Linked DNA regions of Homo sapiens: region 2 is linked to region 1. Evidence: chromatin loops called from intact Hi-C (ENCODE). Cell type or tissue: heart right ventricle. All regions are shown on one strand. Links, peaks and the distances in the headings refer to the core of each region. The heading gives the core; the rest is flanking DNA.

What was found. A loop is a pair of places that touch in the nucleus more often than their neighbours do. Peaks named below come from ENCODE experiments on the same cell type or tissue, not always from the same donor. Only the 100,000 strongest peaks of a DNase experiment are listed, where the experiment ranks them.
Region 2: a loop joins it to region 1, with 5 times the contacts of the local background. A loop is called at or near these places in 2 of 110 quality-filtered maps.

Annotation. Positions count from the first base shown.
Region 1 is chr5:67,632,006-67,640,341 of GRCh38, forward strand. LINC02242 (long intergenic non-protein coding RNA 2242) reads right to left here. Exons shown (of 3, transcript NR_147169.1): 2 at 2,302-2,390; 3 at 261-628. It also overlaps the pseudogene BCL9P1. Among named protein-coding and RNA genes, the nearest start is that of LINC02242, 11 kb to the right of the region's middle. In heart right ventricle, for the core only: no CTCF peak of the experiment used is centred there; DNase peaks (open chromatin) are centred at 4,296 and 7,406; H3K27ac peaks cover 1,989 bases.
Region 2 is chr5:67,265,272-67,273,607 of GRCh38, forward strand. It overlaps TILRLS (TCL1A interacting lncRNA, retroperitoneal liposarcoma associated), which reads left to right and starts at 2,751. Exons shown (of 3, transcript NR_186086.1): 1 at 2,751-2,902; 2 at 4,022-4,265; 3 at 4,799-4,911. In heart right ventricle, for the core only: no CTCF peak of the experiment used is centred there; DNase peaks (open chromatin) are centred at 2,800 and 3,240; H3K4me3 peaks cover 930 bases; H3K27ac peaks cover 2,137 bases.

The DNA of each region.
Region 1 (8,336 bases), core at 95-8,094:
ACTGCAAGCCACAACAAAGTCCCCCACTACATAAAAGAATACAGCAAAATCCAACACCCAACTACCAAAAATGCATGCTCTCCAGAATCTAATAAGAAATTATCAGGTCTGCAAAGAATTGTAAAATATAATCCATAAACAGGAAAAAGAAACCAACTGGTAGAGTTGAATTATGATAAAAAATAAAATGGAAAAAATGAAATAGAACGTATAAACCCCCATTTCTTTTAATTATTAGATTTAATGGACATTAAAAAATTACATTGCTGAAATCCCTATAAAATTTCTAATGACCTACTCCCAAGTTTTGTAATACTTACTGCTCTGTGAACTGGTAACAATTCACACACTGTCACCAGGTCTCTGGACCACACTGTGTGTCCCTGTTTAGGCCAACTTTTTTTTTTTTTTTTTGAGACAGAGTCTCGCTCTGTCGCCCAGGCTAGAGTGCAGTGGCGGGATCTCGGCTCACTGCAAGCTCCGCCTCCCGGGTTCACGCCATTCTCCTGCCTCAGCCTCCCAAGTAGCTGGGACTACAGGCGCCCGCCACTACGCCCGGCTAATTTTTTGTATTTTTAGTAGAGACGGGGTTTCACCGTTTTAGCCGGGATGGTCTCGATCTCCTGACCTCGTGATCCGCCCGCCTCGGCCTCCCAAAGTGCTGGGATTACAGGCGTGAGCCACCGCGCCCGGCCTAGGCCAACATTTTTTTACCCCTAGCAGATTGACTTGAATATGCAGTTAGGGCAAAAAAAAAAAAATCATGTTTGAATATGTTTATATAAGAGTGTCGTAACCTTAAGTGAATTACTCTTCCTCCAGGGAGTCCAGACTAAGAGGCTCCCATCTCAGTGGTTTTCCAGCACCATTCTAGATCCCAGGGGAACACATGAGGTAAAGGCTCGAGGTTGTAGAGTGAAGTATGTCAGAGAAATTTATGAGAGGCCTAATTAGCACAGTCATTGTAGATAAGTAGAAACACCAGTTTTAAGTTAAATGCTTCTGAGCCTAATTATTTCCTCTTTTAGCATGGACTTAGAGGAAACTGCACTAAATCATTCTGGAAATAGATCGCCAGTTCACAGGATGCTGAGAACTAATTATTGAATGCACTGAATCTTGTGCATGTTGTAGCTGCTAAGAGTGAAGACACAGGAGAGCAACCATAGGGCTCTTCACCAGCCACCTCCTCCTCTCAAGCAAATGTCTGTGGACACATTTTTCCAGTAGAGTATGGGTGTTTGATGTCCTATTAATTGACAGCAGTTTCCCCTTTCAGTCCTCAAGATCACTGCTTAGCCTGCCTAGGTTCAAAACTCTTGTTTGTGAGCTGGGAGGAAAAAGAGAAAAAAGATAAAATAAATGTGAATAAAATAGAAATAAGCAAATGTCATTGATTACATTTCATTTGTTACTTTCATTTTGGAACCCATTGCAACCCACCTATCATGTCTTTTGTTTCTCATCTATAAAAAAGATACAATGATAATAGTACCTACCACATGACGTATAATTGAATTCACATGTGGAAATATATTGGCACATGTAGAGTGTTCAATACATATTAACTCCCTATAACTAGAGCTATACATCCATATGTGTTTACTTCTTTCCTTCATTCTAATCCACTCAAGAACCATATAGTATCTGGGTGATCAATTTTAAAAAATTATGCAATTCATCTTTTTAAATTAAAAGCACTGGTATGATTTTATAAAATGTAGCACTGTTTAATTTAAGATAGGGAGTTTTCATTAGTTTCTGTGATAAAAGCACGTCTCACCAAGGGCAAGGAGTTGAGTCCTGAGGTGTGGGTGGTATGATCGATCTTTGAGGGCCAGCTGCCCGACATGTACTTCATCATCCTCGCAAAGGTTCATCATCTCCTTTTGTTTTTCTATAGAATCATTAGTATCCATGTCCTGTGCCTGGGTCATTTTGGTTTATTGGTAAGAAAAGCAATCAGATGGCAGAGCACTCAGTGATGCCTGCCCTGACTAGGTGTTGCCACATGAACCTTGCAAAGCCCAGAAGAGTGAGAAAGGTGATGCATTTATAGGCTAGGTCTAAAGCTAAGGATGGTAAATCACCTTTTTATTTATAAATTCCAAGATCATATCCCTTTATCCTGCTATGTAAAATAAAATCTCTTGGTAATTGGTTTAAGGTCCTAGATGATGCTCTGCCAAGACACAAAGAGGATCTCAGGACGTAGGTGTTCATATCTGAAACTCTTTGTGAGCATGTGGCCTGGTCACAGACAACTATAGAAAGTCTGGGGCTGGGTACAGTGGCTCATACCTTGAATGCTAGCACTTTGAGAGGCTGAGGTAGGATGATCGCTTGAGGCCAATAGTCCAAGACCAGGCGAGGCAACATGGACTCCATCTCTACAAAAGTGAAAAAGGAAATAAATTAGCCAGGGTGGTTGTACATGTCTATAGTCCCCTGATATAGTTTGGCTGTGTCCCCACCCAAATCTCATCTTGAATTCCCATGTGTTGTGGGAGGAACCCGGTGGGAGGTAACTGAAACATGGGGGCAAGTCTTTCCCATGCTGTTCTCATGATAGTGAATAAGTCTCACAAGATCTGATGGCTTTAAAATGAGGAGTTCCCCTGCATAAATTCTCTCTCTTTGCCTGCTGCCATCCATGTAAGATGTGACTTGCTCCTCCTTGCCTTCCGCCATGATTGTGAGGCTTCCCCAGCCATGTGGAACTGTAAGTCCAATTAAACTCTTTCTTTTGTAAATTTCTCAGTCTCGGATGTGTCTTTATCAGCACCATGAAAATGGATTAATACATCCCTAGTTGCTTGGGAAGCTGAGAAAGGAAGATTGCTTGAGCCCAGGAGGTTGAGGCTGCAGTGAGCTGTGAGCATACCACTACATTCCAGCCTGGGTAACAGAGTGAGACCATGTCTCTTAAAAATATTAAAAATGCATACATACATAAGTAAAATCTGAAGATAGCACCTTTTCTTCTAATAGTGGGTTGCTGAGTTTCTTTATAGATTTCAGTGACTGCTCCCTATATGAATGTGGAAACTTCTCATAAGATGGCAAGTGTGTTCCTAGGGATGAATAATTACTTTGGTAGCAGTAAATAAAATTATTTTGAAATGGATCGAAGGTCTCGTCTATAGAGAAAGAACTCTTTTAGTTATCCTTATGCTTGGCTACATTGGTTTTCTGAAATGAGAATGTAATATTCCCGAGAGATTGAGTGTTCATACTGAATTATTTTCATCTAAAAATAATCATTTACAGAGGTAGAGGTGAGCTTTTGTGCTAAACTAGAAGTGGCAAAAACTTAGGTAATAAGGAATTTATTTTTTATTTTTCTGCTTTCTAACTTTCCTCCTTGACATTCTCTAAATTACTACTTTTGACCACTTTTTAAAAAATTTACATGTCCTCTCATGACACAGTCTGCCAATCTCTTGGCTGTGTGACAGAGACAGCCAATTCTCTCTCTACAGCTTTAAGACTTCTTGTTATATGTAATAATAAATCTCTATCATCTAAGCCATCTTGATTCGGTGTTCTGTTCCTTGCATCTGAAAGCACCTTGATTCTTTTTCCTCTAAACGATAATGGGAGAATGAACCATTCTAAAGCGAAGTCATAATCATGTTACTCCCATGCACAGAAATCTTAGTAGTTCCCTACTCCCAACCAAAAAACAAAACCCCACATTTATAATGTAGTATTTAAGGCTTTCCTAAATTTTGTCCCAATCTACCTTTCCAAGCTTATTTCCCATATGCTTAGTTTACCTGGTCCCTTCCATGGGTTACAACACTTTAAGAGCTGCAGTGAGGGAGAGAGGAGAGGGATGCAGTTGGGCCTGACCCTGGACCAAAGCATCCCTTGCCCCTCCTCTCCTCTTCTAGTTTCCACCCTGCCTCCAAAAAATGAATGTGGAACTAGCTGGTATCTGTTTGATTTTGACCTAAAAATCATTTCTGTTTGAGAGGCAGAAATCATTGTTAGTAAATTCTTCTGTGTCTCAATGCAGAAAAAAAGAACAAATTTGAGTGTCCTGAAAGATGAAGGTTGCCTTTGAGAACACGGTTCCTAGATTCCTCAGCTCCAGGATAAGCACTACCATGGGGTAGCCCTGGTCATATCATGTGTGCTAGAGAGGAGAGATTTTTCTTTGGCAGCAGGAGGTATATCCAGAGAATGCTGAAGCTCCTAGACTAAATTCTGCAGCAGAGATCAACAAAGAAGAACAAGGCATACTGTTGACCAGTGTAAAGGCATGCAGCCAGCAAGCACTGAACCACTGCCACCGCCTCAGCTGCTCAGTCTGAGAACAACCCTGAAAGCCTGCCCCTGTGTGTGATGCAAGCTCAGGAGCTCTGTCAGTGTATTCCAGTCACATTAAAGTGAAGGGCTCTCCATCAAGAAAGACAGTGAAAGCCCTAAATCAAAGTCAAAGGGGATGGGTTCTGCCCTTACAGCAATGTTCCTATCAGGAAAGCCTCACCTGGTTTCCAAATTTTCCAGTCAGGCTGAACATGGGAGCTTGTCAATCAGTCCTAGACACCTCTGGGACAGTGACACCGAGAGTAGAAGCCACACCCCTAAAGCACTCCTTAACCCAGGTGGGAGCATGGGTCTGAAGACAGAGACTGGAAATGATGCCAAGGGAGGCATTCCCATCTACTCCTTTGATCTAAGAGGTCCTGAGACTAAAGAATGTAATTCTGCTGACCACATAAAGTTCCAGGATTCCCAGCACACAACACACTTGATGATACCCTCAAATTCTGTGGCCCACAGCTCTTCCATACCTTCCCATAGCCAGACTATTGCTCAGAGTCCACACCTTCTTGGAAGACATCAGCCCAAGTGGTGCATGTGCGTTCAAGCTGCAGAAGCTGTATTGAAAGGTCAGGTTGAAACTGACGCCTCTTTCCAAATCCAGAAAATTCCTAGCAGCAAGATAGAGAGAAGCAAAACCCTGAACACACAGATATCTGCCTTTGGAATGATCCAAAACTTTTCCCACAACAGCCCCCAGCTCCAGCCAACCAGGGCCATATGTGCCTTTCTAGACTTTCAGGAATGTTAGGCTCTGAAATGTAAGGGCAAAATGTCTCCAACCCTGCACCCAGTCCAAGTCTTTCTGGAGTCAGTTGGCCAGACAATGTGCCAAAAATTCCAGATGATGGAAACTTCTCTCTTGGCAAAGAGGTCTTCGGTGTTCTTGGGGTACACTCCCCAAATCCCCAAAGATTGTTTTCAGAGATGTTTTAATAGCAGCTGGCAGAGAAACAGTGAGATCTTCCCCTTGGGATAGCACAGCTGACCTAAGGCCCAGCATAGAGATGACTAGGATGATCCCAGGCTCTCTGTGAATATTCCCATTTTCCCTTGACCAGTTGAGAGACCTCTCAGTCCTACCAGGGAAGACTTTTCCAAAGCACTGTCTCACAGATGGGCTCCAGTTGGGAATTTGAGTTTGGGATGGTTCTTCATGTCATGAAATAAAATGTCCATCTAAATATCAAACGTGGGATCTAACTCTCAGATGATACCTCAAAAGATGAGAGGCTGGGTGTGCCCTGGGGAGATGGTGAATTACAGTCAGGTAGCTCAGCTGTGCTGCCTGCTCAGCAGAAGACAGCACCCCTGCCATGTGGTGAGCACCCTCAGCAGGAAGATGACATGGGCTTCAGGTCATTCTTTCCCATATCTTAGGGTCCAAACTGCAACAGGGTTTGGCAGAATCTTAGTGAACCAATCAGACCCAACAGAAGGACTAACAGCCAGCTCAGTCATAGCCACCACTACCTTTCAACCCTTCCAGAAACCCCATTAGCCTCAACACAGCTTCTGCAGTTTGACATGGCCTGAGGCAGGGGCCCTTGAATAAATCTGGGGCATGCAGCCAGGTGTGTTCTCTTGATGTGAACTCTCTGAAATCTCCCACTCTACACAGTCCAGTCCAGTCCACAATATGGGACTTGCCCTCGGGAAACCTCAAGTTTCCCCAGGTTCCATCATACCTGGTGGGCCTAATGGCAAATCCTGATGCTGTTGCTTCCATTAAACTGCACCATCTTGAAGTGAGCAGGTTTGGGAAAGGATAGGCTCTGGAGGCAAGTTGTACTAGACAGAAGACTTCTGCAGATTATTTGATGATTGATATTTTTTTGAATATGCATTTTGATATGTTGAGTGTCCAACTTTGCAATGTCCAGTTCTATCAGATTATATCATGATACCATCAAGCTAGTGGTTAACTCAAATGAAAACGCTCCTCCAACTCCCTCACCCAACTTATCATTAATTAAAAACATGCCAGGAATTGGCATTAATAATACATAAAATCTGCAAATTTTAGATCCAGACTCTATGATTCCAATGACAACCCTCCAGCTCAGTGGGAATAACCTAGCCACTTCTCACTCCAACTTGACACCCTTCCTGAATGCCACGGAACCCAGCATACTTCCCCATAGTGCTCCAATGGGGCCTGCTTTGATGTCACACAATCCTATGATAAGTCACGAGTCCTAGGAGCCTTGGCTGGTATCACAATCCTATGATGGGTCATGAGTCCCAGGAGCCTTGGTTGGCATCTCAAGGACAGAAGAATTTCTCTAGGTGTTTGTAAGCCAGGAGGCCCAGAGTGTCTGACTCCTTTGCTATGCTGGGGAATAGCATGACTTCAGGGTTTGTGGACCCAGATCTGCAGCAATCCATATGTGAGTTTGATCTGTCTTCCGTGATTCCATCACAGATGTCCAACCAGACAGTGAACTATTTCCCTCAAGGGAAAATCTCAGGCCATAAACAATGCCAGGGTTTTTGCAGATGGAGGAGGTGACAGGCAGATAAGTTCCACGGTGGCACTGGCATTGCTTGGTCTAGGGTCAGCACAAGCTCTGAGCATCCTTTGGGTACAAGTGTATCCTTTCCAGACTTTGTCAATGACATTGCTGGCCTTTCTCAAGCAATAACACCAAAAAAAGAAAAATAAATGCAAAAAAAAAAAAAAAAAAAAAAGGAACTAAGTTTAGCATAGATAGGGATGGAAAAGAAATCTTTCGTTTTAAAAAATAGTGAAGTGTAGGACATTGTTTTTGTGTTCAAATGCTCTTCGGCACTGTCTCTCCATGTGTATACAAATTCACCTTCGTGTTTCTCGTGTTGTCTCTCATCCTTCCCCATCTCTGTTAAGTGTGCTTCACAGACATCGTGCCCGCCTTGCTTCCCTCCTCTGTTTTTCCCTTGGGCGCCGATCTACAAGGTGTTCCTCTGGGTGATTAATGGAGACAGGCCTCCACTTCCATGCTGAGCATCTTCGTGGTTTTGAGGGAGAGAGAGAGGTCAGCCACTGGGCTGCTCTATGGCTTTTCTTTCCCTGCTTTGTCTTCTCCTTCACTAATATGCCCTTCCCAGCACCCCGCCCCACCCCCCTCCTTGTTTCCTGTCTTCCTTTTACTCAGAATTCCCAGGTGAATTGTATTAATGTGGGAGTGGAACAGATGCTAAAAGTTACCCAGGACTTTTGTTTTTGTTTTCTTGTCTTTTTTTTTTTTTTAAATGTTGTGGTTATTTCCCTTTCTTCCTCCTCCCACACATGCAATGTTAGAGCAACTGCCATTCCATTTGGTACAGAACCACTCCCTGGGGCTGTGATGTCAGAAAAATAGAATATATTATTTATTACAAAATTAAAAACCGGAAAGCTCACTTTAAGGCTGAATCAAAAAATCACTTCCATGAGACACTTCCTGGTCTCCCAGGAAGAACAAATGTCATTTTCTTCGGAACTTGCTGCTGAGATCTAACACTTTCTTCTCTCATGTTCTTATAATACATATATATATATTTTTAATTTCAGCTTTCCTATAAACTGAAACTACATGAGGGTTGGGCCTGAGCCTGATTCAATTTCAGATGTTCCACAGTGCTTTGCCTACAGACATTGTGCACAAAAATTTTCTCTAACCACTTTAAATTATAGCTAAACATGGGGAATGGTGAAAAGGAGCAATTAAAGCAAGCCACAAGTTGGGACATGAAACTCAATTTATGAAATTAGAAAAAAAAATAGACATGAGGAGGACAGAACTTGAGCTATAAATAGATTCAGGGAGACTAAGCAACAGATGGCAGAGGGGTTTGTATGAGATCACAAGTTGCTGAGGGTGAACAGCCAGAGCCCTCCGTAAAGAGAGGGAAGTTTATAAAATTGGCTTCTTAGCACAGTGAGGCAATGTCAGGATTTGCTGTGGCTTGCACTGGCTCAGAAAGCCCCCATATCAGCTGAAGTGAAAAGTCATGCTGATGACCGCCCTGCACTGCTGGCTGTG
Region 2 (8,336 bases), core at 20-8,019, 370 kb before region 1:
TATTATTTCCACAAACTTTGCCTTCACCAGTCTCATGTAGATAACTATCTTGCTCCATTCAGGCTCAGATTTGAACTATATTAAAGGTAGTCTTTACAATGTATTTAGGTGATTACTGAAAAAATGCTGTGTTCCACCTTATGACTGTCTCATAGTGAACTGCATCAAGCATTCCTTCAGGAAGCCTAAGAATGAGACATCTCCCCAATGGCCTGGTGGATTGTTAAGAAGCTCTGGAGTAGGGAGTTGTTGAACACATCGGCATGCCAGTGTTCTATTACATGGCCTGGGATATTTTTGAGGATAATCTTCTTCCTCCTTCATGGATTTGGATCATGTAAGTGACAGAGAGACCCTGCAGACCATCACAGTCACATATGTGTGGACATTTCACAATGATTGTCATGCCCAGCCTCTGATACTCCAGCTCAGCTGTGCATTTCTCCTTGGTTGTCCTACTTTTCATATCAAATTCAACTTGTCTAAATGAAGCTCATCCTCCTCTGCTGGACCCTTTCCATCTGGCTTTTCCTTTCGAATCTTAAATCTTGGAGGATTCTTTACATCCCCTACCACACCTCCCCACCAACCTAATTAGAAATCTGCTCATTTTCCTGTCCTTTCTTCTAATTGCCTGTGGGCCAGTTCAGGACTTACAAACTCTGAACACACATGTGGTGAATGGTGATAGTCTCCACCTCTCTGGTCACCTCAATGTCAATTTCAATCTTCTGTTCCTTCTGTTTGGCCTCCCATCCTCTGTGGGCATAAACCTCATGCCCTAATTAGACCAATCTGAAAATGCCTGGCAGGTTTCCATTTTCTGTGCGCTTTGCTTATCACCCCTCCTGCTGGTCCCCAGTTAGGAGAATAAATTTCCCTTCTCTCTGTCCTCTCTAAATTTGACTCATCTTTCAAGATCTTGCTCAAATACAGCCTTCTCAAAGATAGGGTTGCTAGATAAAGTACAGAACACTCAGTGACATGTGAATTTCAGATAAACAAATACTTTTTTTTTTTTTTACTATAGGTATTTCTTAAACATTGCATGGGACATGTACTAAGAAAGCATTTGTTGCTTATCTGAAATTGAAATTTAACTAGGCATCTTATATTGTAATTTGCTGTATCTGGCAACTCTTCTCCATGAAGTACTCTTTGACTACTCTGTCCTTCACAGAGCTTGGTTTTCGTCTCAGTGCAGGGCCTGCAGCACTTACAACCTTGAATCTTTTTACAAGAAAGTAGAGTGTAACTAGAAAATTAAAAATGAGCACTGGAGCCAGGTGCAGTGGCTCATGTCTATAATCCCAGCACTTTGGGAGGCTGAGGTGGGAGGATCTCTTGACTCCAGGAGTTTGAGACCAGCTTGGGCAACATAGGGAGAACCTGTCTCTACAAAAAATAAAAATTCAGCCAAGCATGGTATGTATGCCTGTGGTTTCAACTACTTGGGAGGTTGAGATGGGAAGATCACCTGAGCCCAGGAGGTTGAGGTTGCAGTGTGACATGATCACACCACTGCACTCCAGCCTGGGCGACAGAGTGCGATCCTGTCTCAAAATAAATAAATAAATAAATAAATAAATAAATAAATAAAGCACTGTTTTTATTCTTTAATTCAGATGTTACTGAAAATCTACTATGTTCCAGGAAGGGTGTAAGGCAGTATGGACACAAGGATAAAGCATGGTCTTTGTTCTCAAGAATCACCTAGTGCAGCAGGCCCCACCAGCACACAATTATGTAGTAGCATATTGGTAGCCACTGGTGTTCACTATGCTTGCATAAGCTTGAACTTGAAGGATGACTAGATGTGGGGGAGCCAGGACGAAGGTCATTTTGGGCTGAGAGAGAAATATGTGCAAAGGCCCGGATGAGGGAGAAATTATGGAATGACCAGGAATTTGAAAGAAATTCATTGTCACTTGAGGGGGAGTGTGAGTCGTATAAGATAACGCAGTGGTATGTCTGCAGGTATGCTTGTTAAACATTTACCAGCATATCCCTGAAGATGAGGTTTGGAAGGTGGACAAAAAACCAGATCATGAAGATGTTGCATGTCATGCTCAGGAGGCTGAGTTTTATCCTGAAAGCCATGGAGAGCTATTGGACCATTTAGGGTAGAGGCACGCTCAGATTTAGGTTTAGAAAGATAACTCAGAGAATGGACAAGATTGGCATCAGGGAGACAAACTGACAGGCAGCTGCGGTGGTCAGGCCAGAGCTATTGAGGGTGGTGGCATTGGGGTGGAGGCAAAACATTCAAGAGATGCTAAGGGTGTATCATCAACAGGGCCCAGTGGCCAAGTTGGATATGCATGGTGATAAAGGGGGAGACCTGGTCTTTTCTGGCTTGGGCAACTGTGGGGATAGCAGACACATGCCTCAAGTTAGAGGATATGGAAAGATAAGCAGGCTATGGGCATGAGGATTATGAGGAGCTCTGTCTAAACTTGTTTTATCTCATATTTGGCATTTACTATATTTTTTGTTGTATTTTGTTACTCATCCTTTTAGGTGGACTCTGATCCTTCTGAGGTCCTGGATCAGATTAACCAACGTGGGTATGCCCCGCACCTTTCACTCATTACCACCCCTCAAAAGGTCACTTTGCCAAACATGAGTACATGGCCCCCACGCTAAGCCTGTGAGCAGCTGCAAGCCATATCATCTGCACAGTTGAGCACGGCAGGAACTTTGAACCAGGACCCAATTTCACCCTGAGGATGTGCTTCTCCTCTGAGGGGAGCAAAGCCCCTGGCTTGACCTGGCTCCCTTCTGGGAGGGAGGACCACGTCTCAATTTGACAGCAGGAGGCTGTAGGTCAGTGGGGTGATGACCTGGCCCTGGGAGACCTGCTCTTTCTCTCAGCAGAACCCCATAAATCCTTCAAAAGGAAGTAAGTAATTCCCTCGGGATCAAGAGAGCCCTCCGCATTCTTGAAATAAATGAAGGCAAAATGTACAGGGATTTCTGAGAAAAGTAAATGTGGTGTGAGCATGATCCCTGGGTGTTACTATGCACAGAAAAGGCTTTTTTTTTTTTTTTTTCCCCTCTCCTGAATGGTGTTCTTTGCTCTCAAGTGAACTCATGCACTGGATTTGGTCCAAGTACATTTTGTTTCTTGATTTCCAGCCAGGCTTCTCTCAGTTGTGATGCATTCTCTTCTTTGCTTCCCTCCTTCCCCAGTCCTGTTCTCTCTTTTTATAATGCTTTCAACTTTTCCATGTGACTGAACCAACACAGAGGAAAACCCACCAGCTTAGGTAGGGCTTCCACAAGAGTGGGGCCAGAGGGACTTCTTTGTGAACGGCCAGCCCCTCACGCAGCCCCGGCCTGCACGGCGAGGTTTGTCTGAGGCAGCTGAAGCAGAAAGCATTTGAACTCTGCCCTCTACCAAATGATTTCCAGATGTGTAAACCCCAGCCTCCCGCTGCACTCTGACTGTAGCCCTGCCAACGTACATCTGCAGATTCCTAGTGCACAGGAAACTTGAAAGAGTATCTTTACAACATCTGCTGTCTTTTCCCAGCTCTCCCTCTCTGCCTTCTCGGACTTTGCCCCGTATTTTATATCCTCTCTTCAACAAATCCATTAGAGAACTGCTGCACAGCCCTTCTTGGCTCACAGATGCCAGCTGTCTGTTTCACCCCAGAGCCTGTTCTTGGCTCTCTCAAGCACCACTAGAATCATTGACCGAAGCACCACTAGAATCATTAAAGAAGCTTATTGGGCTCATGGAGGGGAAAAAAAGGACCAAGTTTTCTCCATTGGATTGGTGCCAGTCTACAAGCTGCAAAGGGAGATTTAGCCATAAGGAGGTCAGAGCAGAGCCCTAAAGATGGAAACACGAGTTTGCATGGAGAGTTTGCCTGCTATACCTGAGAGAAGGTGAGGTCTGCTTATAGGGGGAACTTTTTTCCATGGACATTCAGTTTCTTGGAACAAACAAGGCAGGCTTCTGTAAAATGGGAAGTATTGATGTACAGAATGAGTTCCTTGCCTTCCCCTTCCCTAGGGCATGCTACCCATCAAGCTAAGAGGCCAGAAGAAGATCTTTTTATAATGTAACTCAAAGGAGGGGAGAAAAGAGCCAGAGACCCTTTTAGCATAATGGAGCAGATGATTTTTACTAAGGCGTGCACTCTCACCAGGGAAATGGCTTGATTGCTGTGTAAATAGATGCTTGACCTTCATCCTGCCATTCATCCATATGGACCCTAAACGCTCTCCAGCTCTATCCTAGGGGACATGGAATGGAGGCAAGTGTCAAAATCTTGGCAAGGAAAAGAGGGTGCACTATAGAAGGGAGCAGAGAATTGAATGGGCCTATGAGCTCAGGAGCCTTGGGGAGGAACAGTTATAGGTGAGAGGCCCCCACCTACATGGGACCTATGCCCTAAGCATGCAGGCCTACCTGGGAGGCAGTGAGCTAGCTGGGTTAGGGAAAACTGTTCCTTATTGCCACCCATGGTGGGTCTAGTGTGGCTTAAGAGGTGATTTTCTGGTCCCTGGTAAGACCGTCTCACCCTCTTATCTGCAGGACATAATAGTAAGTGGGTGACATTTATATTTTCGGCTTCAATAGTCCCAAACACTTTAGACAGACTGAGGCTCTCAGATGAAGCCCTATGACTTGGCTGACTTGCTGCCACAGTAGCCTCCCTATTTACAAAAACAAAATCCACCAAAACACATTGGCCTTGTACTTCAAGCAGGAAATATAAGAAAAACAAGGGGAAGAGATAAAGCAGGTTTTGGAATTCCTTTCCTTCACCCATATCTTTCCTTACAGGTTTTCCAAAGACATTGGAACACCCCTGTAGCCATAGTAGCTCTTTTTTAAAGAGGAGAGGAATCTGTAGATTCTTTCACATGAGGGTGGGTGAGTAAAAGTTAAGCAAACAATTCCCTTGTGCATGATTATTTAGCTTATGGTGAACCTATGGTTAACTGTGGAGCTCTGATACTCTGGCAACCTCCTAAGGGTAGAATGCAAACTCCATTTCTAGGCAGCATTGCTGATGATAAAAATGACCCCGATTGGTAGATTGCATCTGGACTGGGAGGAACCATAAACAAATCATAATATCTGCCAGGGACGCGATGCTTTGTGCTTCCCTGAAAGTGGTTACGTTTTTAAGGTGCATCTTGGGGCAATAAAAGCAATGTCTAGGGAGTTGTCTCAGGAGATATTGGCTCCTTTGAAGAGTGAGCTTTTTAATCAGGTTAGCCCTCACATCTGCCCAATGTGGAACTCATCCCTCATACCTGAACTGCCTCTGGGTGGAAGAAAATGCTGGATGGCTGTGAGTTGAGAGGATTTGAAATGGAACACAAAGTGTATTTGATACTCCTAAGCCCAGGGTCAGACAGATTCTAAGCTAGTCCTGGGTGATGATCTCTACCTCCTAGTATTGTATAATCCTTCCCCTCGAGTAACTTGCTTCTAACAGATAGAATATGCAATATTGAAGGTGTTACTTCTGTTACTAGGTTACAAAAATTGTGATTTCTGTCTTGTTAGCAAATTCTTTCTCTTATTGGCTTTGATGAAGTAAGTTGATATGTTAGAGAGGCCTACATGGCAAAGAACTGAGGACACCGTATCGTTCACAGTTAGCAAGCAACCAGAGTCTTCATTCCAGAGCCTTTGAGGAACAAAATCCTGCCAAAAACCACATAAGTGAGTTTGGAAGCAAATCTTCCTTTAGTCAAACCTTCAGATGAGATCTCAGCCCTATCTGACACCTTGGTTGCAGTCTTGTGAGAGTCTAAAAGTAGAAGTCTAGCTAAGCTCTCCCTGCATTCTTGACTCTCAGGAACTGTGAGATAAAATATATATATATATTATATATATTATTTTAAGGTGATAAATTTTAGGGTAGTTTGTTACTAGGATGACCAACAGTGTTGGTTTGCCTAAGACTAACTCAAGACTGTCCCAGTTCTGGCACTGATAATCCTGAGTTCCAGTAAATCCCTCAGCCTTGGACAAACTGGAACAATTGTTACTCTATTTGTGATAGACAATTAGTACATATATGCATATGTTATTTCTCACTTAAGCAAGTGTATCTTCAAGATAGACTCCTAGAAGTGGGTTTTTGGGGTCTAAACAGTAAAGTCACCTAGAATTTTATGTTTCTAAATTCCCCTTCATAAGGTTTGTACCATTTTGTACTCCCATCTGCAAGATGAAAATGCTTGTTTCTCCATGGTCTGCTGTTTTCATTACCAGTTTATTTGATAATTAAAGCAATTTAATCTTTTATTATCTAAGTGTAAGCTGATTCATAGTCTCTTAGAATAAAGAAATACATTTAAACATTAATTAACACTTGTAGAATTGAACTGCATGATTTATACTTTATTTCGATGAACGCATTTCACTGAATATACTGAGAAACAAATTTAACTGAATGTAGTCAGACTGTCATTGTGTGTGTGTGCATGTGAGTGTCTCCTCCACCTCCTTCCCCCGTAACTTGGTCTCATATAACTGATTGGTCTTTCAATTTCATAATCATTCTGTTACTCTATCATGAGTATAATTAGCTCAAATGCCATGTTTACCTTCAGTAGTGGATTAGGACACCAAAAGAACATGTGATGTGGTAGAAGAAAAGGTAGTGGTTTGCGTGGACCCTTTTGTGATTGCTAGCAGAGTTGCAAGTTCAAATGTCTATATCGTCAGGCAGATAACTCAAGGAAACGAGCATGGGTAGGTTGGGAAGCCAGTGATCTGTATAGCATATGCCCTGTCTAAGCAATCAATTGCAGCCATCCTGTGGCCAGGGAGAGATGCAGCCCAGTTTGCTATTGCAGTTTTTCAAGATAAACTGGGATTAGAGTTTTAGGAAATCTTCAATTGTGACTCCTTACAGCAGAAAAAGAAGAACACAAGATTCAGCAAAAACCATATCTATAGGCCGGCACTGATCTGCAGGCTGCCAGTCTGGAGATGTGGAAATGTGGAAAAGAGAAAAATAAATCAGCGTTTACTGAGCACCTGTGGGCCATTGTTTCTCACCTAATGCTGGGATACATGCATTATTAACCTAATTTTCTGATCAGGACACTGACGCTCACAGAAGTTAAATAACTGGTCTAAGATAATCTAGCAAACCAGTGGCAGATCCGTGGCCAAGTCTTTAGATCCCTAAGTCTCTATTCTTTTCACTCTACCAAGCCATGGTTGGCACCCTCTCTGGTGTAAGTGATCTTTCAGTTTTCTTTAGAAAGCATGTTCCAGAGCTGAAATAAAAAAGCAATATCCCCGTTCCTCTTAACTTTGTTATCCAGTGGCATAAACCACACAGATACACTTGCGTTTGCAATTGTTTGGGAAGTGTTCTTGGGTGGTTCCCTGGGCAACACTCCATGGAGTGTCATCCTCGGTGTGTGTACAGTGGCTTGTTTTCAGCTGGAAGGGCAAGGAACAAAAATCTTTCAGTTTTTATTTCCCCTGTACTGGTTTGAACCCCCTTCTAAGAACCATTATGGGGATGAAGGAAATGCAAACACAGGTATAATTAGATTCTAAGCCCAGCATAGATGAGTGGTTCTGCCTTAGGCCCTGTGCCTGGCAGGGCTTGCGATTTTGTTTATTAGCCTCCTGTTTATAGTCCCGGCATTCCCCAGATTACTTCCCCGTCAGTCTGGGAGGTGGTATGAGTGGAGGATTTGTGAAATGGTGTGAACGGGGCTCTTGTAAACAGAAATGATGATGCTGAGAAGGTTCAGATCCAATGGCAATCAGTTATACTAGCTGCTGGTCCTCTTTGCATTTTATAACCTAATGAGGTTCTTTTATTATTTTTATCATTTCTTTCAGTTATTCTTTCATAAATCTGCTTTTGAGCTCTTCAATCAGCAATTCTCCCTATTCTTCCCACTCATCTGGGGCCTCATTTTTTTTTTTAAGGTTTTGGAACTTGTACCTTTATCCCTGTTTTGTAGATTTAATTATGTTTGCAATGATTTGGAGAAAATTGTCTGCATTCTTTATAGTCCAAATAAGTCAGCCTCTACAAAATGCATAGTTATGTAGTTTAGTGGGATGTGTTCTGATGTTCTTTGAGTGCATTGAGTATTAATATAAGAGGATGGGCGAAGTTAGTAATTTGGCTGCTAAAGTAACTTTTTCCTGGTTTGCAGCAAGTAACAGAGCTGGGTACTCTTTTCATGCAGTTCTGGAGACACGGAGAAGTGTGACTTGTAACTTACATGATTGTCTTCATTTTCTGTTTAACTGAAAAAGAAAAGTGAGATCAGCAAAGTAAAATAATAGAAATATCCTATGACATCAGCAAATGTGTTTTCTGAAAGCT